Regions from separate parts of the Mus musculus genome. Here region 2 is linked to region 1. Evidence: chromatin contacts called from ENCODE Hi-C or POLR2A ChIA-PET data. All regions are on one chromosome and are shown on one strand. Each heading gives the region's core, a stretch centred on a gene start or an enhancer-like site at or near the end of the contact. The rest is flanking DNA. Distances are from core to core; before and after follow the strand shown. Region 1 holds the start of Ccar1 (cell division cycle and apoptosis regulator 1). Region 2 holds the start of Tet1 (tet methylcytosine dioxygenase 1).

Region 1 (7,205 bases), core at 1,126-3,625:
AAGAAAAGAAGAAAGATAAATCAGGTATATTTACTTTAAAATACTTTGGCTTTTTTGTTTTTGCTGTTTAAGTTTTAAAGCAGGTTGGTTTTTTGATTTTTGTTGTTTTGAGAAGTATGCCACCATACCTGGCCTAAAAATGTATCTTCTTAAAACTGAAAACATGGGAAACAAGATATATTCTACTTGAAGCTCAGTACAATTAAATCCCCAGCACCACAAAGGAAGGGAGGAAGCTAGGGAAGGAGGATTCTCTCTAATAAATTAGTGTTCTATAAAACATAATTAAACCAACTTTAATTATGGGCATGGTGGCACACACCTTTAGTCCCAGCATTTGGGAGGCAGAGGCAAGCAGATCTGAGTTCAAGGCCAGCCTGGTCAAAATAGTGAGTTCCATGACAGCCAAGACTACTGGCTACACAGACAAACCTAACTGAAACCCAAAAACCCAGAGGAAAAAAGATAAACTTAAGGCATTTGAAAACTATAAGCTGGGTGTGGTTGCTCATGCCAAAGGACTGCTGCTAATAAAGACTGTATATCAAAGGCCAAACACAAATGGTAAAGTGTAGTGGAAGACTTAAATGGCAAAACCCCTTAGTAAACTAAAAAAAAATTAGACACAAATAACAAAACAAAAACAAAGAGCCGGGCGTGGTGGCACACCCCTTTAATCCCAGCACTTGGGAGGCAGAGGCAGGAGGATTTCTGAGTTCGAGGCCAACCTGGTCTACAAAGTGAGTTCCAGGGCAGCCAGGGCTACACAGAGAAACCCTGTCTTGAAAAACCAAAAAAAAAAAAAAAAAAAAAAGTGTTCAAATTGCTGGATAAGTGGGGTTTTGTTTTTGTTCCTGAGTTAATTTTCAAAAGTATCTTAAAAACTAAAGGGTATATCATTTCCAGTCCAAGGGTTCAGTTGCCTGACCTGGTTGTGAGACCGCAGTGGCTGTAAACTGAGTAGCCCATGGTGGATTCTTCTGTCCTCCAAACTGAGCCATGATGCAAGGGGGGGAAAACTTTCACTTGTTTCCCTTCTATAGCAGATACCTATAAAGGATATAGGAAAAGGCTAGTTTAGAGAAATCATTGATATATTAAAGACACGTTCCAAACAAGAACCAACCGAAGTGTGCAACAGAACATTTGAAATAAAACGCACAACCAGCCTATCAACAGATCACTTGTGCATACTCTATTTAAAAGATATCCTTGGGGCTGACTTAAAGGAACTTCCTTCAGTAACTACAAGGTCATTTCCTAAAAAGGTCTGCCCGAGCTTAGTGGCAAAGCCTTTAATCCCCTCCCAACCCATCCCTCCAGAGGCAGAGTCAGGCGGATCTCTATAAACTCCAGGCCAGCATGATTTATATGACATTACAAACCAGCTAGGGCTAGATACAGAGCCTCTCTCTCTGGGGACAAACGAACTTATAGACGCAGCAAGTACAGCCTGCGTGTTTCTTTGGGCGATGGTCTGAGGTCCTGCAGTGGGGTTAAATCAATAACGGAAACTGCGTCGAGACCCCCCCTCCCCCATAAAGGTATTGGCAGATACCATCTCAATAACGAACATTACTTTAAGGGCTAGGAAGTCACTATGGCCTTTGTCACCCTAGTCTCCACTCCGGGAGTGGGGAGGCAGTTGGGAGGACGCGCGGCTCCAAAAGAACCACTGCGAAGACCCCGGCTCAAAAACCCAAGAGAAAAGGAAAAGATGGGCCTGGCATCCCGGGGTGAGGACACTCATCTTCCTCCCACGCGCCGGCCGTGAAAGATGGAAGGCAGCGCCCCAGGCCGCGGCCACTGGGGCCCGCGGGTCGTCGCAGTCCCCGAGGTCCCCGGGCCGGTCTGAGAGAACCTCCAAGCGCTGGAAACGCTCGCCGCCGCCGCCCGGGGCCGGGTCTCAGCGGCGGGGCAGCGCGGGCCGGAGGACGCACGGCCTCCGGCCTGGCCCGGCCCAGTCGAAGGGGCGCAGGCCGCACCTGAGGGGCCTGGAGCCGCTGCGCTGGGGGCAGGGCGCGGCGCGTGGGGCCTACTCCGACCCGCACAAAAGGGACCGCGTCCCTCGCCCGCCGGCCCCGCGGCGTCCGCCATCACACACCCACCCGCCACCGCCACATCACTCGCTCCCTACCCCTCCGCTGACCGGCTGCCAACGAACGGAAGCAACCCGCCGCGGCCTCCCACCGCGCCACACCAAAACACTGACCAGACCTTCACCTGAGTCTGGCCCGGGTTAACCGAGAAGCCATTTCAAACCCGTCAAGCTCAGGCGCATGCGCAGACTGCTTTCCCCTCCAACCCCCCTGCCTACGCCGCACCGCCTCCCGGTTCCGAGAGGAACGGGCGCGTGCGCGAAAAAAGTTCGGCGTGCGCGCTCCCCGCGAGTGCGTTCACTGGGGAGCGAGAGCGAGCCTCAGCCGGGTTACCTTGACTTCGCTGAACAATGAGCTGGCTGTCGCTCGCCTGCTCTGAGGCCAACGCTGTCCTTCCCTGGGAGAGAGAGGGAGAGCGAGCGGCAGTCACGTGGTCCGGCCGGTGTCGCCGCCGCCATCTTGTGGTCCCTCTATTCTTGTTTGGAACATGTTTGGAAGAATAAGCCTGTAAGAACTTCGTTGTTAGCGGGCAGTGGTGGCGCACGCCTTTAATCCCAGCACTCGAGAGGCAGAGGCAGGCGGATTTCTGAGTTCGAGGCCAGCCTGGTCTACAGAGTGAGTTCCAAAACAGTCAGGGTTATACAGACATATCCTGTCTCGAAGAACAAAAAAAAAAAATTTTTTTTTGTTTACATTCTTTTCATTTTTAGAGGGTTTTGCCTCCATGATTTATGCGCACAGGTGTGGGCTTGGTGCCCCTGGAGCTGAGAAGACGACAGATCCCCCGAAACTAGAGTTCCTGACCGGTGTGAACCACCCCGTGGGTGCTGATAATCAATCCCAGGTCCTGAGAACAGAGATTAGTGCTTTTAACCGCAGTGCCATCTCCTCGGGATTAAGGCTGGAATGTGTAAAAGCGAACAACTGAGTGGATTTTAATACACTGAGTGCAGGCCATCATCACCCCTAGTATTTGAAGACCCTACTGAAAAGAAACAGCTGGAGGATTTGGGGGGCGAGAGGGAGTGGAAAGGTTGGGGGATGGGGGAAGTGCACACCTCTAATCCCAGCGCTCAAGAGGCAGAGGCAGACACAGCCAGGGCAACACAGATAAACCCTGTCTCAAAAAATGAAAGACAGAGCTATTATTAAGTCATTTTCTAATTTTGTCCTACACCTGCTGGTGACATCTAGTCAAATTCTCAACATGAAATAGCTTATGCTAGGAATCCCACATAAGATTAGCTGAGCCAAGCATGATCAGGTGGTGACCTGTAATCTAACACTTGGGAGGGAGGGGAAGGGAGGATCAGGAGTTCAAGGCCAGCCTGGACTGTGTAACACCTTATCTCATCAAACCCAATAGGATAAAATATATAGCTTTTTCTGTGGTTCCTTGTATTTTTTCCCTTAAATTTTATGAACACAGGATCACATAGGTACACGTTCTTTAATATTTTTCAAACCACAAGGGTCCTTTCTCCCACTTAAGTAAAACTTACAGAAGTTGGGTAAAATGTAACTCCTTTGTCCTTACTAATTCTGTCCTGACCTTCAAACTATTAGAATATAGTCATCACACTATAGTAATTTGTAAAAATTCAAAACAGCGTGTGCCAGGTGGCCCAGCAATAAGAGGGACAAAGTGAGAAAACTTAAATCTGAGATACCTTATCAAAAAAAGTTCTGGGGGCTGGAGAAATGGCTCAGCGGTTAAGAGCACTAACTGCTCTTCCAGAGGTCCTGAATTCAATTCCCAGCAACCACATGGTGGCTCACAACCATCGGTAATGGGATCTGATGCCCTCTTCTGGTGTGTCTGAAGACAGCTACAGTGTACTCATAATAAATAAATAAATAAATAAATACTTCTTTTTTTTTTTTTTTAAGTTCTGAAAGAAACCCCAGGCATATGTTTTTGATGTCTGTATTTTGGATTGACATGTCTCTATGACTTCTAGATTAGCTTGGTCTACATTGTAAGGCACAGGACAGCCAGGGCTACATAGTGAAAGAGTGTTTATAAAACACACAAAGCAGAGCAGTGGTGGTACATGCCTTTAATCTCAGCACTTGGGAGACAGAGGTAGGCAGATATTTAAGTTCAAGGCCAGCCTGGTCTACAGAGTGAGTTCCAGAATGGCCAGGGTGAAACAGAAAAATCCTGTCTCAAAAGACCAAAAACAAAAACAAAATAAATAAAACACACGAAACAGAGCTAGAGGGATGGTTCAGCAGTTAGGCCCACTTGATATTCTTTCCTAAACCTTGGAGCTCATCCCACCATCTACATTAGCCCCATACAACTAAACAGAACTCTGAGGCCCTCTCCCGGCCTCCTGGGATACTGCACACATGTGACACAGGCTCACACAAACATATACACAAATTCATACACATGAATAAAAATGAAATTTAAGGGCAAACACTCAGAAGTTAAGAGTACTGTGAGGGGGCTGGTGAGATGGCTCAGTGGGTAAGAGCACCCGACTGCTCTTCCGAAGGTCCAGAGTTCAAATCCCAGCAACCACATGGTGGCTCACAACCATCCGTAGTAACAAGATCTGACTCCCTCTTCTGGAGTGTCTGAAGACAGCTACAGTGTACTTCCATATAATAAATAAATAAATAAATGAATAAATAAATAAGTAAAAAAAAAGAAAAGAGTACTGTGAGGTCTTCCAGAGGATGTGACTTCTAATCACAACACCTACAGGGTGGCTAAAAACTTCAGTAACCCTGTTCTACAGGGTATAGTTGCTTTCTTCTGGTCTCTATGGTTGTCGATTGGTGTGGGTTATGCACACACATACACGCAATAGAAACATCGTTATTCACATAAAACTTCTGAAAAATAGAAAATAAAATATTTTCTAAAGTGAATAAAAAGTCAGACATGGAGACTGCTATATCACCCTCAATTCTAGCACGAGGGAAACAGAAGCCGACTGATCTCTGTGAGTTCGAGGCTAGCATGGTGAACACAGTCAGTGCCAGGAGAGGCAGAGCTACGAAAAGAGGCACTGACTCCAGAATTTCTGTTTTGTTGTCAGGGTTTCTCTGTGTAGCCCTGGCTGTCCTGGAACTTACTCTGTAACCAGGCTTGCCTCCAACTCAGAAATCCACCTGCCTCTGCCAGAATTTCTGTTTTTATGTTTACAATATAAACAAACATACCACCCTTTCCCTTATTTCCTCAGCTGACCTTTGTTTGTTTGTTTGTTTGGTTGGTTGGTTTTGGTTTTTGGTTTTTCAAGACAGGGTTTCTCTGTGTAGCCCTTTGTGTCCTGTAGCTCACTTTGTAGACCAGGCTGGCCTTGAACTCAGAAATCCGCCTGCCTCTGCCTCCCGAGTGCTGGGATTAAAGGGGTGTGCCACCACATGCGGCTCAGCTGACCTTTTCACTTTTACTTTTAAGCTTCTATGAACAATCCTGAGGGAAACCAGATTGTCAGCTTCAAGTTTTCTCTTTTATTTATGAATTGCTTTTAACTGGGCTGGAGAGATGGCTCAGTTGCAGACTGATGTCTCTGCCAGAGGTCCTGAGTTCAATTCCCAGCAACCACATGGTAGCTCACAACCATCTGTAATGGGATCGGATGCCCTCTTCTGGTGTGTCCGAAGAGTGTGACCATGTACATGCATACATTAAAATAAATAAATAAATAAATAAAAATTTTTTTTTAATGAAAGAATTGCTTTTAGCAAAAGATGATTTGACAAAAAAAATTTCTCCTAGTCTTCCACCCCACTCTCTTTCCCCTCTTGGCAGAATATAAGTTGTCTTCTACAGGAGCTGAGCAAACACCCTTATCAGATAATAGACTGCACACAAAGATACTAGACAAAGATATTTTTGGCCATGATTGCCTTTGTTTTATTTTTGGAGACAAAATCCTATTAATAGTTCTGGCATGCCTGATACTTGACTTATAGACAAAGCTAGCTTCAGGCTTGTGACAATCCTGCCTCTGGCTCCAAGTTCTGAGATTGCAGCTACAAGCCACCAGACCCAGCTGTACACACAAATGAAACTTCATTAGTTATCCCCATACTGTCATTAGAGACTGGTAACTATTTTTGTTTGTCATGATATTTTATTACAGAGAGGGAGAGAGACAAAGAGAGAAAGGAGGATGTTCCCTGAGACTGACCCACAGCCTTGAGCATTCTACAGAAACACTGTATTACCCAATCATCTTGAAACATTGTCCTCTTTGTACATTAGAAGCAGGGTCTCACAGAGTTGCCAGGGCTGAACTTGAGTTCCTTTTATAAGAGACAGGCCTTGAATTTGTGTTCCCACTACTTCAGCCTCCTGACTAATTGGGATAGCAGATCTGTACAGCAATGCTCAGTGTTTTGTTTTTGATTTTGTTTTTGACAAGAGGCAGTTTAGGTCAACATGATATCATCATACAGGCCTGACTCTAAATTCATTATTCCTTTGTTATGATGCTATAAAATTCCACTCTATAGCCAAACCTTTGAGTTACTCTTTTTTTTATTTTTATTTTTTATTACAGAACTACAGTAAAGATCCTAAATTAATGGAAGTAAGAGTTTTCCATCCAGCCACGGTAAAATATCCTATACTACCAGGCAGGAAGATTACTGCAAGTTGAAGGTCAGCCTTGGCTACAAAGTAAACAACAGTAAAGGCAGTGTTGCATATTTTTTTCTTCTTTTTTCTCCTCTATAGAAAATTCACACTTTTCTTTGAACTGTTTTCAGGCTCTTTGGGGAATATAGTGTAACACAGGGCACAATTCTGGGTCATATGATAATTCTATATTTATCTTTTGACAAAATGTTCAGCTATTTTTACAGTGGCTGTACTATTTTATATTCCCACAAGAAATGTGCTGCATCCTTGCTGACCTCTCCCCACCCACACCCTGCAACCATTTTTTTTTAAGTTTTATTTATTGGCTTGTTTATTTCTTTGGGTGTGTTTGCATGTGTGCTTACAAGGTCACAAGAGAGTAAAAGTCAGAGGTCAAGCTGGGCGGTGGTGGCACACATCTTTAATCCCAGTACTTGGGAGGCAGAGGCAGAGGATTTCTGAGTTGGAGGCCAGCCTGGTCTACAGAGTGAGTTCCAGGA
Region 2 (7,572 bases), core at 4,851-7,350, 95 kb after region 1:
TCTCGAAAAACAAGAGAAGAGAAGAGAAGAGAAGAGAAGAGAAGAGAAGAGAAGAGAAGAGAAGAGAAGAGAAGAGAAGAGAAACCACAGAGCTTTATTTACAATGAACTTTACAGCATTGCAGGCATCTTGCAGGCAACCTGTGCGTCCCTGTACCCACATAGGGGGCGCTGTAACTCCAGCGCCATAGGTTTATACATGCTGAGGTCACTCACATCCTCAGATACAGTTCCAGAACTATCTTCAGAAAACCAAGAATGATTTTAATAACTGTTTCCATTAAGAACTGACATCCATTTCAATCTCTCATTGTAACACCATCAAGGTATGTTTTTTTTTTTTTTAATCTATCACGATGGTAGAGCTAAAAACTTATAGAAGCATATAATCTTGGTACTGGAAAGAAAATTTAAATTCATGTATGTGGGCCAGTATTCTGGATAAGCCAGAGGTTGCCCTGGGATCTGCTTTTAAAAGTAGTTTACAAATTGATTTGTCAATTCTGTTTTTTTTTTTTTTAAACTGAAGTGCAAACTCAAAGAAACTCAAAGTGTAGTTAAATTACCGCTCATGATTTAGCATCCAAAACATAGACGTGGCAAAGGAAACAGAAATACCAAAGAAATGAGAAGGTGACGGAGGATTCGAAGAGCAGGTCTTTTCACAACTGAACAGTCCCCCCACCCCTTTTTTAAAAGGAGGTCTTGAAAGAGGTCAGTGACCCCTAAAATCCCATCTATACGGAAAGAAAGTGACTAAAACAGGCAGGCAAGCTTCAGAGACAATCAGAAGAAACCAAGGGCCCCTTGAACTTTATTACTATGCAGGCACAGATACAATGTAACCTCTTGTGATAAACTAAGGTGTCCCAAGGGATAGATTCTTTTTGAAAACTATGGGGAGGACCAAAAAAAAAGGGGGGGGGGGAGGATATAATGTAAATAGTATTAAATGAGTCTATAATATGGATTAATTATCAAAGGTGCCCTAAAATTAACTTTTAATTTTATAAACATTGAGCCAGGTGTGGCGGCACAAGTCTTTAATCCCAGCATCTCTGCTTTAACCAGAGCAGAGGCTCTAAGGCCATTCCAGGACAGCAAGGGAAACTCTTGTCTCAATATAAAAAATAATTTATAGGGCTGGAGAGATGGCTCAGTGGTTAAGAGCATTGGCTTCTCTTCCAGAGGTCCTGAGTTCAATTCCCAGCAATGACATGGTGGCTCACTCTCTTCTGGTGTGTCTGAAGGCAGTGATACTGTACTCACATACGTGAAATAAATAAATAAATCGTTTTTTTTTTAAATAAATTTATAGGCTAAATTCATAAAACTAAATAAATTAAAAGCCCAGCTGGAGAGGGTGCCATAGACCCTTAATCCCAGCACTCCAGAGGCACAGACAATAAGATTGGTGAGTTCCAAACAAGCTTAGACTACAAAGCAAGCTCCAAACCAGCCAGGACTATCTCAAAACAAAGTTCAAGAAGAAGCCAGATGTGGTGGACACTGGTAACCCAAACAAGTAACCGGAAGTAACCCGGAGGAAGACTCAAGGTCAGCCTACACAGCAGACAGACTCACAAGTGTGAAACCTGGTCTACTATCAGTCAGCAAGCAGAGTTCAAAGCTACTTCTAGGACAGTCCAGGCTACATAAAAGAGCCTGTCCCCAAACCAAACTAAATAGTAAGGAAAAGTGCCATGGTGGGTGATAGATGCCAATAATTCCACTACTTGTAAGGTGAAAACTGGAGGGTCGTGTTCAAGGCTGTCTTCAGGCACTTGGAGGTTGAGGGATAGAAACTAGTCTGAGGTAGTTTTGGGAAAACTCAGTTTGATTCAGGCTTAGCAGTACAGGCCTGTAATCCCAAGTACCTGAGCTGCTGAGGCAGACCCAGCCAGAGACCCCTGTCTCACGATGACAGGAAAAGGGGCTGGGGATGCAGCTCCGTGGTAGAGAGCTTACCTCTCATGTCTGAAGCCCTAGGTTCAATTCTCTACATCAGTAAATGAGTAATTAAATAAGAAAATAATAAGCTGGGCAGTGGTGGCGCACACCTTTGATCCCAGCACTTGGGAGGCAGAGGCAGGTGGATTTCTGAGTTCAAGGCCAGACTGGTCTACAAAGTGAGTTCCAGGACAGCCAGGGCTACACAGAGAAACCCTGTCTCAAAAAACAAAAAACAAAACAAAACAAAACAAAAAAAAAGTACTTCTAAATGTTTTACTTACTCTAACCTAGAATATATCTGAATATATCCGGGTATCTCTGCAATACAGATATAAGAAAATACCTGGTACCCATCTTAATAGATATATCTAGCAAGGCCCAGGAGGGGGAGCCATGTGTAATTAACTGACAGGATCCTATTGAGTCCTTATTGTCCAGGGAGGAAAATGAAAATAAAACTAGTCAGAGTTGACACTGAGGGTAGTGGGGGTGAGGCAGAGGCAGGTGGACCTCATGAGTTCAAGGCCAGCCTGGTCTACAGAGCAAGTTCCAGGGTAGCCAGAGCTACACAGAGAAACCCTGTCTTCAAAAACAAAATAAAAAAAAAAATAAAAGTATTTATTCTCCTTACCTAAAAAAAATGAAAGGCTAGCTTCCTAACAATACCAGTAGGCCGTGAATTACAGTATTGATGGCACCATCGGGGAATTTCCTCTCCCTCGAAAATCTCTTCTCTTGCTTACCTCTGGAAGTCCCCTGAGCAGGCAATGGCTGCTGCACTTTCTTAAGTAACCATTGAGCCCAAACATCAATTTGAAATAACACTGCAATCCTTCCAGCTGCCGCCGGTGCTAAAGTGTCATTTGCATGCCTAAAGCTACACGCAAACTGATTTCAGGCCCAGAGACCATAAAGGCTTTTCCCCTGGACCAACCAAACCAAACCAAACACTAAGACTAATATAAGACTTATTAAAAGCATTTTCTGAAAAAAGTTGACACTGGGCTGGATTTCCCCACAACTAGATTCTACATTGAAGGGGGGGGGGGGGGAGGCTATCTCAGGAAGTGTGAAAGCCTGGGGCGCTCGGAGAGGCTGCTCAGGGAAATGCAGCTGAAAGCTGCCTCCTTCCATATGTAAAACACCCCCGGACACCCCACGGGGGCAGGGTCGGGTGGGGGACGCAAAGAGAACCAAAATGGAAGAGAACAGGGGAAAAAAAGAGGTTAAAAGTCTCTTCCAAAAGCCAGGCGGTTTAAGGAAGAACAGGAAGAGGCTAAGGAACAGTATCTTATACATTTTATAAGGTGAAAAGATAGAAATCCAAACGACTGAGCAAAGCCAAGAATTCACAAGAATGTAAGGAGTTAAAGACAACAGAAGAGAACTGAGGTCAGGTAGGGGAAGGAGAATCAAAAGACATACAGGTTTAAAAAAAAATTTTTTTTTTCTTAAGGACAAGGGGGAAAAGAAATGAAGGAGGCAGGAAGGATGTGTCCAGAAGGTGGGGGAGGGGAAGAAGGTAGATAAGGAAGAGACAAAGGGTGAGGAGGGTGTCTCCAACCTCTGACCCACCCCTTCAGCGGAAGCAGGGAATCTGAGAGCAATAGTTAACTCATTAAAATGTTGAGTTCTACAGTCATTTAGTCCAGCCTACTAAAGACCCTAAATAAATCCTATTCCTCCAAATGTTTATTTTTAAAAAGACCCCAATTCAAAATGCTTAATTGGGGATATGAAGACCAGGGCAATGCCCTATATGATCAATGAAGATCTGCACTCACAGCCAAGAACACCGGCTGAGCAAGGCAGGAGTATCACCGCGAGGACCAGAGGCAACAGCAGTGGAGGGTGCATATCTGTAATCCCAATATTCAGGAGGAGTCATAAGTTCGAGACCAGCTTCTGCCAGTAAAGGTCAAGTCAGTCTGGAATAGAGTGACACCTTACCACACATAAATTCTTTAAAACAGACATCAAAACCCAGGAAGCCATAAACTGTAGCATCTGAGATTCTTTTTAATTATTAGCGGCTGGTCTGGAAGCATTAAGCTTCACTATACCCATAAATACCTAATTAACTATATTCAGTTGTGTGTAACTGAATCTAAATATACTCTCCAAATTGTTTTTGCCTCAAGAAACCAATACCTGCCGGGCGTGGTAGGGCACTCCTTTAATCCCAGCACTCGGGAGGCAGAGGCAAGAGGATTTCTGAGTTCGAGGCCAGTCTGGTCTACAAAGTGAGTTCCAGGACTATACAGAGAAACCGTGTCTCGAAAAAAAAAAAACAAAAAAGGAAGACAGAAAAGAAAAGAAAGGAGAAGAGAAGAGAAAAAAGAGAAAAGAAAAGAAACCAATACCTGAGGGGAAGGGCTGCTTTATGGCGCCCCCTCGTCCAATCATCCGGCGTGAGCGCACAACTCCACCCCAAACCAATCCTGTCGTGGTAGTCCCAAGGTCTGGAAAGTCATTGCAAATTCCTCAGTAGCCGCTCAGCTCAGGATGGTTGGTTCACTTGGAAAGAGTTGTGGGGGTGGGGAAGACAGGGAATCCTTTTTGTTTGTTTGTTTTTTTTGGGTTTTGTTTTGTTTTTTCGAGACAGGGTTTCTCTGTGTAGCCCTAGCTGTCCTGGAACTCACTCTGTACACCAGGCTGGCTTCGAACTCAGAAATCCGCCTGACTCTGCCTCCCGAGTGCTAGGATTAAAGGCGTGCGCCACCACGCCCGGCTGAGTCAGGGAATCCTTATCGCTGCTCCAGCATTAAGTCTTTCTTAAAGTCACATTAATTTTAGTGGGTCAGAAACGTACCCAGTTCAGTTCCCAAAGGGCAACTGGAGCCGGACACTTCTTTCCTGACTCATTCCTGTGGATTAATGGGCGAACACTGGAGGTGAAGGAGAGAGTAAGAGAAAGGGGAAGTTGCTTTTTCAGACTGGTCTCACCATGCAGCCCTAGCTGCCCTGAAACTCACGGAGATCTCTATGCCTTTACCAACCCAGCGCTGGAATAATCATAGGCGAGCACACCCCTCCGGAAAAAGGAAGATTTGCTTCCCTACCCCGCGGAGTAGGCGGTGGTCTCTTCAGCCCAGGCAGGGACCGCGAGCTCCCGGAGCTCACGTGCAGCACGATAAGTCTTAGGCACTCACTCTGCCGCTGCGAGCACACGTACGCCCTCAATCCCCTCTCCAGGATCCCAGAACCAGTCAGTAGCATTCCAAAAACTTGCGTTTCGGCGCTGGCAACATATCCTACTTTCTTGCTTCTTCTTGAACCTCCCAATTCCGGACCAGCCTTTCCCAGACCTCCAGGTCCCCTGCACTCCCGAAGTGGCTCCCAGCAACCCCTTTCTAGGGTTCATCCGCGAAGGATGGGGTACGTCTCAAACGCGTGAGACACTTCTGAACCCGACAGCTCGCGCTCCCCACTCCTCGCTGGCAAAAGCTATCGCCTCCCTACAGGCAGACTCCCAGACTTTCTAAGAACTCCTGTCTGGGGACCTCCCAGAGGCCATACATGCGTTTCCCCTACAGGATCTCCAGTTGATGCCAAGTCTGGAGGTCCCCATGCGAACCGATCCTAGCCAGGGCTAACTAAACTTTCTGGGGAGCGCTGTAAGGTCCCCCGCGAGCATTGTTAGTCACCCGCCACGAAAGACCCGGAGCGGCCCGGGATAGGGGGTCGTGGCGCGGAGTTGACTCGCACGAGTCATCACCAAGCATCGCGGCGTGCAAAGTCCTAGCCCGATCGAGATCCGCCCCCCAGCTCCGTCCCGCCACGGAGTAGTACCCTCTCCCAACTCCCCGGCTCTTTGCTGCCGCCCCAGCTCACCCTAAACTGCCTCTGGATCCCAGGGCAGCGCGGGTCACCCCTGCTAGAAGCCTGCACCAATCCTTGGACAAACTTTCCAGCGGGTCTTGGTCCGTGCAACTTTGGAGCCTGAGGCTCCGGCACGCGCCAAGGAGTTCAGGCGGGCCTAGGATGGACACTTACCATCCGGCACGGTCAGGGCCCGAGCACCCGGGTTGGGGAGCTGCTCCGCGAATGTTCCCGTAGAAGAGGCAGGTAGAGGTACATGACCAGGGAGGGAGAGGACGTCCAGGGGCGAATACAGACCCCGGGATTGTACAAACCAGTTGCAGAGTGCAGTGTTCCACGAGCGGAGTGCGCGGGTACTCCCAGCCAGGTCAGCCCTCGCCCCCCCCCAGAGCAGCGGTGTCTCCCCAGTACAGACCTCTAGGAGTGTAGCTGGGGCACAGCCTTTGCTGGACCCTGTACCGCTGAGCGAGAGGCAAAATGCGAGCTGGATTTTCCCAAATCGGAGCCGGACTCCTCTCGACCCTTCTCCTGTCCACTCCTTCCTAGGCTTTCCTGAAATTCCGCCCGCGCTCCCTCCCCTTTTTTCTTAGGTCAAAGGAGTGTTGAAATCTACAGGTCACCATCTCTTTCAGTGATGGGAGTCAGAGTATCTCTAATCAGATGGGAGTAAAGGTATCTCGAAAACGAATGTTTCCAGAAGCGAGTCGGGTCATCCAGGTGACATCCTAGAGGTGTCAAACCAACTTCAAGACCAAAGAGAAATCAAATTAGCTTTGATTTTTTCCCTACATCTTTATTTTGATTAGCCATTGACTGCGGACTCATTAGTGATCATAATCACTTTATAGGAAATGGAAATACAGTAAGAGAGAAATTCCTGCCATGAGGTTCAGGCTTGACTTTAACTAGGCATATCCCAAGGTAAGATAGCTTTCTCTTCTTCCAGAAGTCTGCCCTTAGACAAGGAAATCTACTGCTTCAGGTGGAAGGGAGAAAACTGGCTTGTGGCTTTACACTCCACTCCCCCAATTCCATACCTGAACTGTGGTATATAAATGTCCCTCGATAGCCTAGCAGATGCCTTTAATCCCAGGACTTGGGGGGCAGAGGCAAGTGGATTTCTGAATTATAGGCCAGTCTGGTTTACAAAGTGAGTTCTAGGACAGCCAGGGCTATACAGAGAAATCCTGTCTCAAAAAAACAAAACAAAATAAAACAAATAAATGTCCCTAGATTGTTCGGAGAAATAGTCCCAAACTGTCAAGCTTACACCCTAAATAAATCCTTTAAATGTATTCTTAACTAGGTACCAGCTATAACGGGTTTGTTTGTTTAGCTTTTAAAAGTCTCTGTGTAGCCCAGGCTGCCCTCAAAGGCAGGAATCTTCCAGCCACAGCCTTTCCAGTGCTGGGATTATAAAGTAACCTGATTGGAGGTCAGAAATGCACTTCTAGCTGAGTTCTGCTCAGAGGTGAAGACTGAGGCCTCAATTTAATCTTTGCAATAGAAAAAAGCAAACCTGGCTCTCTCTTTTTTTCTTTATTTTTCTTTCATTCCCTTTCTCTATTAGATTTTGACCTTGAACTGATTCTCCTTCCCATACCTATAAAGTGCGAGAAATATTGACAGATAAGTTTTTAGACAAATAAGACAAAACACTCTAGCAAAACCAGGCAAACATCTCTTTTCCCAGCCAGCCTTAATAGAGTGAGACCCTGTAATAGTTTTTTAAGATTTTATTTATTTATTTTATATATATGACAAGTACACTAGAGCTGTCTTCAGACACACCAGAAGA

What was found. A loop is a pair of places that touch in the nucleus more often than their neighbours do. ChIA-PET counts read pairs that join two places held with the same protein, here RNA polymerase II (POLR2A).
Region 2: POLR2A ChIA-PET joins it to region 1 with 19 read pairs in Patski. The contact joins the promoter of Tet1 here to the promoter of Ccar1 in region 1. A Hi-C loop is called at or near these places in 1 of 37 maps with a recorded cell type or tissue (regulatory T cell). POLR2A ChIA-PET finds 5 or more read pairs at or near these places in 5 of 5 experiments (Patski and embryonic stem cell).

What each region holds. Positions count from the first base shown.
Region 1 is chr10:62,789,993-62,797,197 of GRCm38, forward strand. It overlaps Ccar1 (cell division cycle and apoptosis regulator 1), which reads right to left and starts at 2,376. Exons shown (of 25, transcript NM_026201.3): 1 at 2,224-2,376; 2 at 929-1,050. The coding sequence starts at 1,001.
Region 2 is chr10:62,881,224-62,888,795 of GRCm38, forward strand. It overlaps Tet1 (tet methylcytosine dioxygenase 1), which reads right to left and starts at 6,101. Exons shown (of 13, transcript NM_001253857.2): 1 at 5,949-6,101. The region is part of intron 2 of Gm51805 (a long non-coding RNA gene); the gene reads left to right.